2 separate regions of the Homo sapiens genome follow, and region 1 is linked to region 2. The links are chromatin contacts, found by Hi-C or POLR2A ChIA-PET in ENCODE. All regions are on one chromosome and are shown on one strand. Each heading gives the region's core, a stretch centred on a gene start or an enhancer-like site at or near the end of the contact. The rest is flanking DNA. Distances are from core to core; before and after follow the strand shown. Region 1 overlaps IKZF3 (IKAROS family zinc finger 3). Region 2 overlaps IKZF3 (IKAROS family zinc finger 3).

Region 1 (6,776 bases), core at 2,562-5,061, 37 kb before region 2:
TGCCCTGTCCCTGTGTCCTTATGTCCCTGGGTCTCAAATACTGTCTTCCTTGCTCTATAGCTGACTCCTAAAGGACTAAAGCTAAGATCTGCTCTTGAGCCAGGATGGTGTCGTATTGAATTCCAGGTCAGGCCAACTAAAGCCAAAATCCTGAGGGAAAGGAGCAGCTCTCTTATGTCCTCTGTTTTCAGAAAGACTCAACACATTGATCTTACTACATTTTAAAGTTCAGTGACCATGGAGTGGCCTGAGTCTGGTCATGTTCACATTTTCTAACCAAAATGGAAAGGATCCTTTTCTGCTGGCCTTTTCTATCTGCTGTTTTTGGTTTTAAGTAGCTGAAATTTTCCGTTGAGGTTCTTTTAAACGCCTACATGCAAACTGAAGAGCACTCAAGCTTTGGTGGGATATTACCCACAGCTGGAGTGATGGAGGAAGGGAGGCAAGTACAAGCCTCAGGTGCATCCTTCTCTTAAAAAAATAAAAAATAAACACTTAAGCAAACAAATTCCACTTGAAAGCAGGGAAGACCTATCCAGAGAAAGAAGTAAACCTCTTTCCAAGTAGGAAACAGATATCATTTCTTATATAATCCAGATCCATAGGGTGGGCAAATTTGAAACATGTTGGACTTATCCTACAGCCCTACATCTTTGCTAGTCAAAGAGTGAAAAGTTGTGAACCATGAACTGTGGTAGGAAGCAGTGGAACTGTGTGGCAGCCCTGGCTCCTCTGATGGTGGTTAGGCCCTGTCTTGCTCTATTAAGCAAACACAGTTAATATAGATGAAAGGTAACCTTGATAGAAGTGAAAATTGAAACTTGGGTTGAAGGTAGCAAGCCAGGCACAGCTGCAGTTGTACTTCCTCCTATGCAGCAAGAGGAGCAACACTTACTGATGTTTTTTGGAAGGGATGTAGTTTTTTAAAATATCTTTTTTCAGACTGTTTTGGGTTTTAACATTTACACCATTGATGGGAGGGTGTGTAATACAGTTGGTAAGAACCCACTTAGGCCTTATATGTCTAGTGCATGAGGTCAAATCCAAGTAATTGATAGTTCAAGCTTAAGTTTTGCATTCTAATCACACCTCTGCCAGTAACTGGATGTGTAACCTTCGACAAATGACCAAAAACATCTCTGCTCCCAGATTTCCTCATCTGAGAAACAAGAGGGTTGGATTAGATGACCTTTAAATTCCCTTCCAGCCCTACACTCCATTGATTTGTGATTCCTCATGGGGAGGTACAACTTTTGATTTCTAAGGACCAATGGTTGAAAAAGTAAGCATTTATATAGCATATTTTATATATGCAAAATCCCTTACAAATGTTTATTATTCTTACATCAGGCAAATTTTTAGGTTTTACTAGTGTCAGTGCAAGTACATAAATTTGCCTTCTTTGTTTCTTATGTTCTTCATATTTTTCCCACGTTCTTCATATGTTCTTATGCTCTTCATGAAGAGTATTACAGCTCTTCTTTTAAATTTCATTCATTTACATTGCAGTTCTTAAGATAGTACTTGGTCAGCCAACTCACTTGAGCCAGTCCCTCCTCTCCTATCCAGTCCTATTACACAATCCTTGAGTCCTTGAGTTTAGTTCTCCCTAACTTGGGACCTAATGGTCCTTCCCCTTATTTAGATTGAGCCCCACTTACCTGTGTCGATGAAAGTGACTCCTTAGGTTATATGAAAGAATTACTTTTCCTTTTGTCTTTCTCAACACTTTTTCATTAGTACTGACAACTTCCTCTACAGTCAATGTTGTGCCTTTATCAGCTCCAAGAGAGACAGAGATAAGATGTGTTTTAGCAATTCATATACGTGGAAGGGGAAGAGGCAATGCATGGCTTAAAATTAGAAAAACTATGTTAACTAGTCAACTCTTAATCTTAATGGCTTACACTGGATGCATCTGAAGGATTCAAACAATATTTTCTCCTTGAAACCTAAGAGTACATCACCTTGCCTTTTTAACTGCAGCCACCAAAAACAGTACTAGATCTGAGAACCCTTCCTCTCCCCTAGTACTGGAGAAGAGTTGCTCAATGTTTGTTTCATGGCCACTTTGAGCAAACTTAGCTAAAATCTATTATCTGTAATTTTCTGGATAGCCTAAAACACTATCGTCTATTTTTATGTGTGTAAGTATGTGTGTTTTCCTCTGACTGTGGTTCTGAATTTAAATAACGTGCGGTCACGCTAATGGTGCTTTCTTGTTTTGTAGATGTACAGTGTTTTGTTAGCTTCGATTGGTATTTAATTGTCAGTTGTGGGTCTCTGCTGTTTGAGCTGCTTTGATAGCTTCAAGTATAGTCGTTGTTCATTTCTTGCATTTTCTTCCCTGCAGATGATTCAATGAAAGTGAAAGATGAATACAGTGAAAGAGATGAGAATGTTTTAAAGTCAGAACCCATGGGAAATGCAGAAGAGCCTGAAATCCCTTACAGCTATTCAAGAGAATATAATGAATATGAAAACATTAAGTTGGAGAGACATGTTGTCTCATTCGATAGTAGCAGGCCAACCAGTGGAAAGATGAACTGCGATGTGTGTGGATTATCCTGCATCAGCTTCAATGTCTTAATGGTTCATAAGCGAAGCCATACTGGTAAATAGTCTGCTTTTTTCATTCTTCTGAAAACTCTCCTAATGCAGCCACGTGAGAAATGAAGTGGTGGAATTTGGAACTTTTGGTTACTTTCATTGATTTTTGCTATAATGCTGATGTATCTCTCTCTCTGCATTGCTGTTCACTCAGTGCTTTTTATTCCTGCCTCACCATGCATTTGGCAAACATATTGCAAATGCTATGAATAAAAAAAGACTGTAGAGAGCACAGTGTTCTAGGTCAGCCAAATACTTTTTCTTCAGTTTCTAAGTAGGAGTTGAATTGTGTGATTTGCTTCTTAGCCATCTTTTGTATATTTTTGCATAACATTTTTAATAAGAGCAGATCTTCTTATTGTATTGGGTTCAAATTTGGTAAATGAAAGGACATAGTTTTTATTTCCAGCTTAAAATAATGTATCTTCAGACAATAAACAGGTAGTCTATAGAAATGCATACAAACACAACCATCGCACTTGAGCCAGTCGATTCCATCCCATATCTCATATGAAGACTTTAAAAAGGAGAATTTCTAGCCCTCAACACCTTGTAAGGACTTTAGTTTCTGGCTCTTTTTTCAAAGGAGATTATATTCAAAAGGAATACTAAAAAATTAGCCAGGCATAATGGCAAACACTGGTAGTCCCAGCTATTCTGAAGGCTGAGGTGACAGGCTCACTTGAACCCAGGAGGTCAAGGTTTCAGTGAGCCATGATGGGACCATTGCACTCCAGCCTGAGCAACAGAGCAAGAAGACCCTGTCTAAAAAAAAAAAAAAAAAAAAAAGGGAGTACCAAGTAATATAGTAATATAAAAACTTAGATCTAGAAAGCACTTCTAGAGCTGCTCTTGTTTCTTTGCTCTGATTCAATATGATACCTAAAATAGCCTTGCTAGTGGGTGCTTTTTCTCTTCTACAGAGGAGATTTCATAAGTAAGTCTTAGGCTTGCCTTGAAATGCAGCTCCCAACTGATCCCAATGTGAACAGTAATTGTCTAAAAGATGAGCTTTTCCCCTAGGCATCTAATCTGTGCATATGTTTCTCCACTTGCCTGTGACCAGAAATCTCCTTTTTTGTCCTTTTTAAAGGTGAACGCCCATTCCAGTGTAATCAGTGTGGGGCATCTTTTACTCAGAAAGGTAACCTCCTCCGCCACATTAAACTGCACACAGGGGAAAAACCTTTTAAGTGTCACCTCTGCAACTATGCATGCCAAAGAAGAGATGCGCTCACGGGGCATCTTAGGACACATTCTGGTAAGTGAGAGAAATGAGCATTCCTTGTCTAGGAAGTGCATTCCTCAGAGCCCAGTGTGGAAACTAGAAAGAGTTAAGTAGGAAGGTTTCAATCTGTCATTCTTGTTCTGAAGGGTTACAACAGCAGAGACCTCTAGGGCTAATTACACGACCATTAAGGCACTAATTGCTCTCCGTCTGCCTCAGTGGAGATGATCATCTCCTCACCATCCTTGCACCCATGGAGAACAACACAGTCAGATAGGAAGAGCCCACCCTATAAAAAATGTCCTTTTAATTTTTGTGAGAAAATTATAGCCATCAGTATTTTCTTCTGGTAAACTTTATTAGAAGATTATTTTCCCAACACACACACTCTTTCCATTCAAAAGACGAGACAAGCAAATGATGTACAGTTTGTAAATTATGAAAAACTGTGATCTGGATATAAATCATTGTTTGGGGGCTACTTTTTGGCCATTTGGGATAAATTTATTAAATCCAACTTTCCTCTTGATTGGCCCACTTTTTTTTTTTTTTTTAAATAAACATGAGGTCTCACTATGTTGCTCAGGCTGGTCTCAAACTTCTGAGCTCAGGCATTCCTCCCACTTTGACCTCCCAAAGTGCTGGGATTACAGGCAGGAGCCACCATGCCCAGCCAGCCTACTTATTTTAAATCTCTAAAAGATTGAACAACGGTAAAGATTTGTAAAAGTTATGTGCTGTCGTGATGTTTTTACTCCTTATTTTGACCAAGATAATACTTTTTTTTCAAGATTTAGAATTTCCGTCCTAGAAAAATAAGACTGAGTTTATTTTCAAATTTGGGACCTCATGTTCTTGATGTTATCTGGCAAAATTTTAATTGGAAAAAAAGGCTTGTTTTTATGTCAGTTCACATCTACTGCTTTGATTAAAACCTAGCCCCAAACTCAAAACTTGTTATAATTCAGCCACTAGGATTAAACAAGTCAGCCCCAACAAAACCCACCATGAGAGATCATAATTGGCAATTGAAGGGTTTCTCTCTTTTACAGCTCATTTTTCAAAGTAGTGAATTAAGGATGAGTTTGGTTCGAAAAAAATTAGAATAGTTCTCTACTGTTGCCTTTTTCAAGTAAGAAACAATAGTAGGCTTTTTAAAGACAGATTCCAGAGAACCCAATTTATGCAGAAACGTAACATTTTTAGCCCTAGCAAACCTGCATTTGTTTTAATTTAGGATTCCATAAGGATCTTTTAGTGCTTTAAATCCCAAAGCCTCTGTTTTAAACAGAGCAAGAGTTAGAAAATAAAAATTTTAGCCCCTAAAACTGACAAATTCATTGAGTATATTCTATCAACAATCAGAAAGACCAGCCTTGCACAGATAGTTGAAGTTATTACTTACATATTTCAAGCAATAAAGCATTTGGGGAGTTGGCAGAATAAAGTTTGCATGAATTGTATGGGTGAAACCTTTCCTTCATCTTAGACATTTAGACGAAGTCATTTTTACAATTCATTTTTATTTCTCTCTTTTTTTTTTTTTTTTTGAGACGGAGTCTTGCTCTGTTGCCTAGGCTGTTGCAGTGGCGTGATCTTGGCTCACTGCAACCTCCGCCTCCCAGGTTCAAGCGATTCTCCTGCCTCAGCCTCCCTAGTAGCTGGGATTATAGATGCCTACCACAACGCCCAGCTAATTTTGTTTGTTTGTTTGTTTGTTTGAGATGGTGTCTCACTCTGTCACCCAGGCTGGAGTACAGCGGCGCCATCTCAGCTCACTGCAACCTCTACCTCCCAGGTTCAAGCGATTCTCCTGCCTCAGCCTCCCTAGTAGCTGGGATTATAGATGCCTACCACGACGCCCGGCTAATTTTGTTTGTTTGTTTGAGATGGAGTCTCACTCTGCCGCCCAGGCTGGGATGCAGTGGTGCAATCTCAGCCCACTGCAACCTCCACCTCCCAGGTTCAAGCGATTCTTCTGCCTCAGCCTCCTGAGTAGCTGGGACTAAAGGGTCACGCCATCACGCCTGGCTAATTTTTGTATTTTTAGTAGAGATGGGGTTTCACCACATTGGCCAGGCTGGTCTCGAACTCCTCACCTCGTGATCCGCCTGCCTCGGCCTCCGAAAGTGCTGAGATTACAGGCGTGAGCCACTGTGCCTGGCTAATTTTTGTATTTTTAGTAGAGATGGGGTTTTGCCATGTTAGGCAGGCTGGTCTCGAACTCCTGACCTCAGGTGATCCTCCCACTTCGGCCTCCCAAAGTGCTGGGATTACAGGTGTCAGCCACTGCGCCCGGCCTATTTTTATTTCTATTATTCAAAAATATCCTGGCCGGGTGCAATGGCTCACACCTGTAAGCCTCTCACTTTGGGAGGCCAAGGTGGCCTTTGGGAGGCCCAGACTTCACCTGAGCCTATGAAATTGGGGCTGTAGCGAGCTGTGATTTCACCACTGCACCCAAGCCTGGGTGATAGAGTGAGACCCTGTCTCAAAAACAAAAAAACAAAAAAATCCGTAGTTAATTAGCTCAGTTTTTATTGTTTTAGCCTAGACTTTGCTATAGCCACGTGGCAAGGATGAGCTAAATTTACCCAAATATGTCAATGTTCTGAAAAGGCCATCAGTTTCTAGCCGAATGGCTAACTCCCACAAACTACAGCAATCTTTACTTACAGCCAGATGGATGTCCAAAATAAAGAATCCTTTCCTATTTCATTGCTTATACCACATTAACCTCCTTGAAGAATAAAAGGGCCCTATTTTCTTTTTCCCAAAGAAAACAAAATTTGACCTGGAGCCAAAACAGTATGCGAAATGGTAATCACTAAATCCAAATTCTTCCATTTGTGATAGGAGGCGATCCTTTTGAAGAATACTCTGACGTAATAATTAATCATAGACCATAACCTTATTTAAGCTTACCAAATTTAAAATA
Region 2 (7,004 bases), core at 3,431-5,930:
GTATATGAGCTAATGTTACCTTTGAGGGGTGGTGTGCATTATGTTGGATGATTGTAAATTTTCAGTGGAAAATGTACCGTGTCCTAAATTTAAAGACATGAAAAATATCCCAAGATCATACTAGATCATAATAGCAATTCCTTTACAAATGAATTATGGAGGTAACTGATCTCTAACAGTTTCCTTCATGTTGTTTTAATGCACAAGGGCAGAGGATCTGCTGACCCTTGGAACCAGCGTGAGCTAACCACGTGCTATAGACACTTCATGGTGTCGCACCCAGGGAAGTCAAAGCGCTTTGCTCCCTCACTGTCTGTGAGTCCTCAGCCATTAGTACCCCACCCCCCGCTGCTCCAAAACTTGAGTTATTTCAAATGTTTCTCACTGTTCATCTCTCCACTGACCCCACTCCAGAAAGCCTGGAGAGAGTCCCAAGATGCCACCCACCTTCCCCAATCCCTCGCCACAGATCTGTGTCTATCTCACACTCTGTAAGTGCCGCTTTGCTTCTTCCTCTCTTGAAAAGACTGAGAACACACATTTTAACATGTTAGGAAAATGGGGCAGCCTAAAAAATGACTGATCCCACCGCCAGTGACTCATGTATACTCCAGGCTAGCAGACAAGGCCCTTTTTGGTGGGCCTGCTTCTGTGGGTTCACAGAAACCAAATTACTGTGGGTTGCAAAGAATTAGCAGGTCATTTACAAAGCAGACATCCCTTCACCCAGACTGTGGTTTTGCATGCTCAGGTTCTCAGTCTATGAGCTTTGGTGCAGGATCATTTTGGCTACTGGAAAAACCATAGCTTATTTTAAATTTCTGGTTGCCAAAGCCACCACACGTGTGGTCTGTGGATGACCATTGTCTGCAGAATGACGAGGAAGGAACAGAATGTGGTTTGGGGCTCAGGGTGGCCTTCCCACTGGGAGGGAAGGCGGGAGGGAGCCCTTGCCCTGGGTTTTGACACAGCCTGTGCTCACAGCCTCTCCTCTCATCTGCATTTCTCAGAAATGCCCTCCCTGCCCAGTGGTGACTTTCCCTCGTCACTCCTATGGAGTTCTACCTGGAGCCCAGCCATGTGTGGAACTGTGAAGTTTACTCCTCTGTAAAGATGGTTTAAAGAAAGTCAGCTTCTGAAATGTAACAATGCTAACCCTTGCTGGAACCCTGTAAGAAATAGCCCTGCTGATAGTTTTCTAGGTTTATCATGTTTGATTTTTACACTGAAAAATAAAAAAATCCTGGTATGTTTGAAATTAGTCCTTGTGCATCCTTATCACTTATGATTTGTGTCTGCTGGTGTCAGGATGTAGAAGGGTTTCATCCCGCCCCAAGGAATACTTTCTTAATTTTGCCCCTCTATTTCTTAAAGTCCAGTTATCAAGAAAAATGAATTATCACTGAAATAAAGGTTCTCACCTGACGCCTTGCTGAGCCTACCACTGTGATCCTGCTGCTGGCCCCTGTAACCCACAAGATAGGGTTCCTGGTTCCACTGGTCCTTAGTTCACTAAGGAAACTGGAGGAGGTTGAGGACCTGGACTTAGCATGATCAGCACATTCAGCATGGTGCACCCCTATTCCAAGTCACTGCTCTGCCTTCCTCCCTCAACAGAGATTCTTCTTAAAATACAGTCAAGTTCTGACTTTTTCATGTGTGGGGGCTCACAGACATCCACATTGGGAAACTTGAGTTGCAGTCCTTAAACTCGACCATATTTAAATACAGTTTTTAGATACCTGGAGACCCAAACCGAAGGTGTTAGGGGGAAAAGTCCTAGGAGAATGGCATAGGGATGAGGCTGCTTTCTTTCCATCATCATTGTGTTCTCTCTTAGAAAACGTTAGAGAAAGTAGAGAGAGAGTCTGGCCTTCTGCTCAGCCTCATCTAAAGCACCCTCCATTTTCCGTCTTCTGTGGAAGAGGCATGAGAAAGATTGTCTGAAGTTTTAAGACTAACAAATGTGGGGCTAGGCTGGCACCAGCGTCCTCTGGCTCCATGATCAGCATCATCTCCCTCCCATCAGCACTCCAAAATGTTCAAACTGGCTGAGGGTCTCCTACAGGTTTCCCAGTCTTGCTCAAGCTGAGGAGGAGAAAGGAATGGCATGGCACCCTGCCTTTGCATTTTAGCACTGAATACATTCAAAAACGGCCCCTCAGTAGCTGGTTTTCAGCCCTGGAGAGAAGATTATATGGCCTTCCCCATCCCCAAATCCCTCCCCAAAGCAGAAGCAGCTCAGGCAGAAGAGAGGGAGACAGGGAGATCCTGACCCCCTTTGCCAGTGAGCAGGACCGGAGGTCCACACTGGCGTTGGGGTTGAATGGACTCCCAGCCTGAGAAGAGTTTTCCTTCCTGATCTTGGGAGCTAATTCAATGCCCTAGAGGGTGGTGGGCCTGGCAGTGGAGGCCACCCCACACCTGCACCCTCCTTCTTCCCCTCCCCCATCACTCAAAACCCCGGACCATTCACTTAGGTTGCTGTGCCCAAACCCTCCACCTGCAGGCAACTGCCACCCGAGGGCAGGCAGGGGGAAAGGACCTAGCTTCCTGCCCTCATCTCCTGTCCCTCAGAATCCAGGGTCTGAGGAAGAGTGGAGGTCACAACTCCAGGAAGACCAGAAACACTGGCCCAAGGGATGGTGGAGGGGCACATTCGGCCCAGGCCACAGTTCGGGCTGTGGAGCATTCCGGGATCAGACAGTTGTTTGCATAAAAGCCAAAAGCCACTGCACCTGGGGTGGGGAGGCCCTCTGGGGAGGTGCTCCCTGGCTTAGGGGAGAGGGGGGAAGGAAGGTGTCATGGAAAGTCCCTGAAGGACACGGGGTGTTGAATTTGCTGTGGTTTTGTTTTTAACTCTGTCTTGACCTGTGAAGTAGGCAGCTGCCTCCCTTCTCCGCAAATAACAGATCTTCCCCCAGAATAACACACATACCCAAGGAAAGGGCTGCAGTGGAAAGGCCTGCGGGTGATGGCAGCTACCCCCCTTCCCCAGGAGTGAGGGGGCAGGAAGCCCCAGAACAGCCTTTCCCATCACCTCGCCTCTCCACCCCAGTACCCTGGCCCCCTGGCCCAGAAGAGCTGCCTAGGCAAATAAACCACAGCACTGGGGGTGGTGGTGGATGGGAACTAGGGGGGCGATGCCACCTCCTCCCCCGGGCTTGTCCTTCCACCGCCCAATCCCCATCCCACCCCCACTGGAATTGCATTCTCAGTGTCTCACTGAGAATGTCTCACTCACAGACCTCAGCTGCCCCGCTAGACTCCTGGGGAGCTGTGTGTCTCTTTGCGTGTGCGTGTCTGTCTCCATGTGTGCCTGTCTCTCTCCTTGCATGTCTGTCTGTGTGTGTCTGTGTATCTGTGTGTGTGCGCGCGTGCACGTGTCTCGTGTGTGTGTGTTTGTGTGTGTTGAGGGAAAGCAGGCTGAGTCAGTGAATCCAGCAAAGCTCTGAAGTCCCAAGCAAAAGACAGTCGCAGACTCCCGCAACTATTTGGAGTCCTGGTTCCAATCCCAGCCCTCTCCCTCTCGGGATGAGCCCAGACACTTGACTTCCCCTTCTGGGCGTTGATTTTCCCCAGAGTCAGGGATCTCTGAAGGGCCTTCCAGCTGGTACTCCTAAGACAGGCCTCAACCTCACTGCACCAGCCGGGCTCCAGGTCTTCCCTCTCTCTCCTCTCCTCACTGGACGCTGGAGCTAGAGTAATAGTGGCCGGGCCCTGACTCTCTCAAGATGTCATTTTCCTAACTGTTCTATCAAATTCCAATCCTGGACCCCAGGGGTAGGGGACAGGATCCCCTCACCTGTGGAATTATAGGAGGCTCGGAATAACGCGCGCTGAGGCTGGGTCTGAACCCCCGGCCCCCGCCCTTTCTCAGGTTCTCCTCTTAATTCTGCGTGGACCCAGACCCCAGATTCCCGGCTAGGGTGCCTGGGAGAGGAAAGGGAGGCCGGCGGAGAGGGGGCAGGGGTGCGGCGCGCGGTGGGAGTGAGGGGGGTGTGAGGGGAGGGGCAGCTGCACTTCTGAGAAACAGCTCGGCGTCTCAGCAGCCCGCAGCCTAACCCCCTGCCTGCGGCTTCACAGCTCCCTCCTCCCGCCGCCCACGCCGCTCGGGGCCTCTCCGGGGGTCGGCAGCCCCGGCGGAGACGGTGTCTGCTGGGGAGGAGCGGCAGCTCGGGGGACAGCAAAGTGGAACCCATGGGGGGTGGGAGTGGACATGGAGGAAAGCGTGGGTCGCGTGACACCCCAGGAGTGAAAGGCCTCCCCTCATCGGGGTCCCGAGCGCCGGATCTCGGCGTGCCCGCGTGTTCCCCCGCTGCCCCCGCGCTGTCCTATCACAGCCCGAGCAGGATCCAGAAGTGAAACTGCCCGGGTCACAGCCCAGCGCCGCTGCTGCACCCCGCCCCGCCCTTCCGGGCACTGCCGCTGCGCAGGATCTCCCGGCGCTCGGGCGCCTGCGGGGAGGAAACGGGGGAGGGGCAGGGGAAGTGCCCCCGCGGGCATCTGCAGCGCGCGGCCGCTCTCCTCCGGGGTGCCCGCGCGTAACCGGGGTGGGAACCTCGAGAGACAGGAGCCCCGGAGGCCTGGCCGCGGCGACCGCACTTCCCGCGACGGCCGCTGGGTGTCACTGCAGCCGCGCGGCTGAATCGGCTCGGCGCCTGCGGGAGTGGGGGACGGTGGGACGCCGGGACTAGGCCGTCGCGCTGCACGCCAGTCTCGCCTGCCCGCGCCTGGAGGCTCCGCGACGCTGGGATGCGGCGCCCACACCTTCCTCCACCCGCCTGGCCAAGGAAGCACCTCCCGCCTCGCCCACAGACTCGCAGCGAGGCCCGGACTAAGCAACGCCCCGGGGCGACCGGCTCGTTGCTGCGGCGCCACGCAAGCCACGAAACCGATGGCGCGTCCCCTCGTGGGGCCGAGTTCAAAGAGCCGCGACCCCGACGCGCGCCCCCTGGCGAAGCCGGCGGCCTTCCCTCCGCAGAGGCACGAGGGGCCGCCACGACGGAGGGTGGCTCGGTGGAGCCTGGCGCCCGTCGGCCCCGGCGCGCGCATGCGACTTGGGTGGTGGCGGAAGGGCGGGCGGCGGGGCAGATCGCCTCAGGCACCGGCCCAGAACGGCTGAGAGACGGGTCCCCCGTGTATCCTCCCCTACCCCAACCTGGCCTGACAAGTGTGGGATCCAGCCTTACCCAGCCACCCCCTGGCCCCAACACTAAGTTCCTCCAGTAGATGTGTGGGGCAGGGTGCCTCAGCCTGGGAGGAAGGAACCCTCCCTTGGGAGGCCAAAGCGGGAGGATCACTTGAGGTCAGGAGTTTGAGATCAGTCTGGCCAACATGGCAAAACCCCGTCTACTAAAAATACAAAAATTAGCTGGGCGTGGTGGCGCACGCCTGTAATCCCAAACTACTCAAGAGGCTGAGGCAGGAAAATCGCTTGAACCCAGGGGGTGGAGGTTGCAGTGAGCTGAGATCAGCCACTGCACTCCAGCCTGGGCAACAGAGTGAGACTGTAAAAAAAAAAAAAGAGAGAGCGAGAGAGAGATCCCTGGAATCTTTTGGGAAATTGGGGTAGTGCCAGTAGGAATGCCCTGGAGGACAGGACTCAGGGCATGGGAGTTGGGCAGGTGAATGCGGATGACCGTGCCTGTTGGTCACAGCTGTGTGAGGGTGCGGGTGGCCCGTTCCATCCCTGCTTACAGCTTCCCCTCCAACTCCAAGGTCACAGGGCCCAGTTCCACTACCCAGACCCTAAGGAGATCCACGTGGTTGTCCTGAGGGGGTGGTTTCTGCCTTCCAATCTCCCTCAGTCTGCCCCAAACCACCCTAAAATAAACCTAATCCAAGTAAGAACAAAGTGCTTACAACAAAAATGCAGCTCCAGGCCCGGCGCGGTGGCTCACACCTGTAATCCCAGCACTTTGGGAGGCTGAGGCGGGCGGATCACATGAAGTCGGGAGTTCGAGACGAGCTTCACCAACGTGGATAAACCCCATCTCTACTAAAAATACAAAATTGCTGGGCGTGGTGGTGCATGTCTGTAATCCCAGCTACTTGGGAGGCTGAGGCAGGAGAATTGCTTGAACCCAGGAGGTGGAGGTTGCGGTAAACCGAGATCACACCATTGCACTCCAGCCTGGGCCACAGAGCGAAACTTGTCTCAAAAAAAACACAAAAACAAAAAAAGCGAAACAAAAAAAACTCCAGCTAAACAGCCCCCCCAGGTGCCCATCAAAGAAAAACTTGCCCCTTCCTTGGGGTAGATGCAGCCGTGTGAGAGGGTGTCAGATGACATCATAACTCAACCCACATGGGATTGAATTTCAGGCCTCATCCCCATTTCCCCACACCGCCCCTTCTTGTATGGTGAACTTCGAGAACGCTTGTGGAGCAGCCTCAGCCCGCCCTCCCCACACCCCAGGATCGCCCACACCCCCAGGCTCTGGAGTCCAGTCTGCAACATCCAACTCCCCCAGGATCTAACTCCTTCTTTTCTCTCCTCCCCCAACTCAACTGAGAGCTCAGAGTCGTTTGTCCTAATTGCCACTGCATACTCCCCCTCAAGTCCCAAAGCTGAGGTTCTGCCAACAGCACAGGACAGGAAAGCAGTCTGCAGACGCCCCACCACTGTGCGAGTTGGACCAAGCCCTGACCTCTCTGGGCCCTCTTTCTATCTGTTGGACCAGATCAGTACTTCACTGGTTCAAGCCTTTTTCCTGAATATACCATAAGGCTCAAGTTCCAGATAGAAAGGCAATGCATCCCCCATCACCACCCCAACCTGCCCCTCAAGCCCCTGCCAGAACCCTTGGGCTCTGGGAAGGAGTTAGAAAACTGCTTATGTGGATAGTTTGGAAGAAAGAATCCTTCCAAGTGGCTTTGGGCTCCCCTGTCTGTGTCCTGTCCTTCCTCTCTTCATCCCTCATCAGGGTGCCTGGCACTGGGGCCCAAGGAAGGAGCCAGGCAGGGTCCCTGACCTGATGTTGAACCCTTGGGCCTGTCCA

The links. Hi-C counts contacts between places; a loop is a spot of excess contacts on that map. ChIA-PET counts read pairs that join two places held with the same protein, here RNA polymerase II (POLR2A). Pooled maps may share reads with other maps.
Region 1: a map of CD8-positive, alpha-beta T cell shows a loop between it and region 2 (4-fold over the local background). The contact joins two enhancer-like sites. A Hi-C loop is called at or near these places in 9 of 168 maps with a recorded cell type or tissue (B cell, CD4-positive, alpha-beta T cell, CD4-positive, alpha-beta memory T cell and 5 more), 33 of 37 single-sample maps with no recorded cell type and 18 of 50 pooled maps. POLR2A ChIA-PET finds 5 or more read pairs at or near these places in 23 of 52 experiments (B cell, CD4-positive, alpha-beta T cell, CD4-positive, alpha-beta memory T cell and 17 more).

The regions. Positions count from the first base shown.
Region 1 is chr17:39,788,511-39,795,286 of GRCh38, reverse strand. IKZF3 (IKAROS family zinc finger 3) reads left to right here. Exons shown (of 8, transcript NM_012481.5): 4 at 2,354-2,614; 5 at 3,704-3,871. Among named protein-coding and RNA genes, the nearest start is that of GRB7, 54 kb to the right of the region's middle. RefSeq lists enhancers at 2,307-2,436, 3,534-3,643. Within about 2 kb of position 3,811, at least 3 of the 41 ENCODE cell types and tissues checked have a DNase peak (open chromatin) inside an H3K27ac peak, as active enhancers do; they include B cell, CD4-positive, alpha-beta T cell and CD8-positive, alpha-beta T cell, where a contact is called at or near this core.
Region 2 is chr17:39,751,972-39,758,975 of GRCh38, reverse strand. IKZF3 (IKAROS family zinc finger 3) reads left to right here. Exons shown (of 8, transcript NM_012481.5): 8 at 1-1,258. Among named protein-coding and RNA genes, the nearest start is that of GRB7, 18 kb to the right of the region's middle. RefSeq lists enhancers at 737-816, 2,696-3,005, 3,416-3,465 and silencers at 3,956-4,685, 4,826-4,875, 4,916-5,055. Within about 2 kb of position 4,680, at least 35 of the 41 ENCODE cell types and tissues checked have a DNase peak (open chromatin) inside an H3K27ac peak, as active enhancers do; they include B cell, CD4-positive, alpha-beta T cell and CD8-positive, alpha-beta T cell, where a contact is called at or near this core.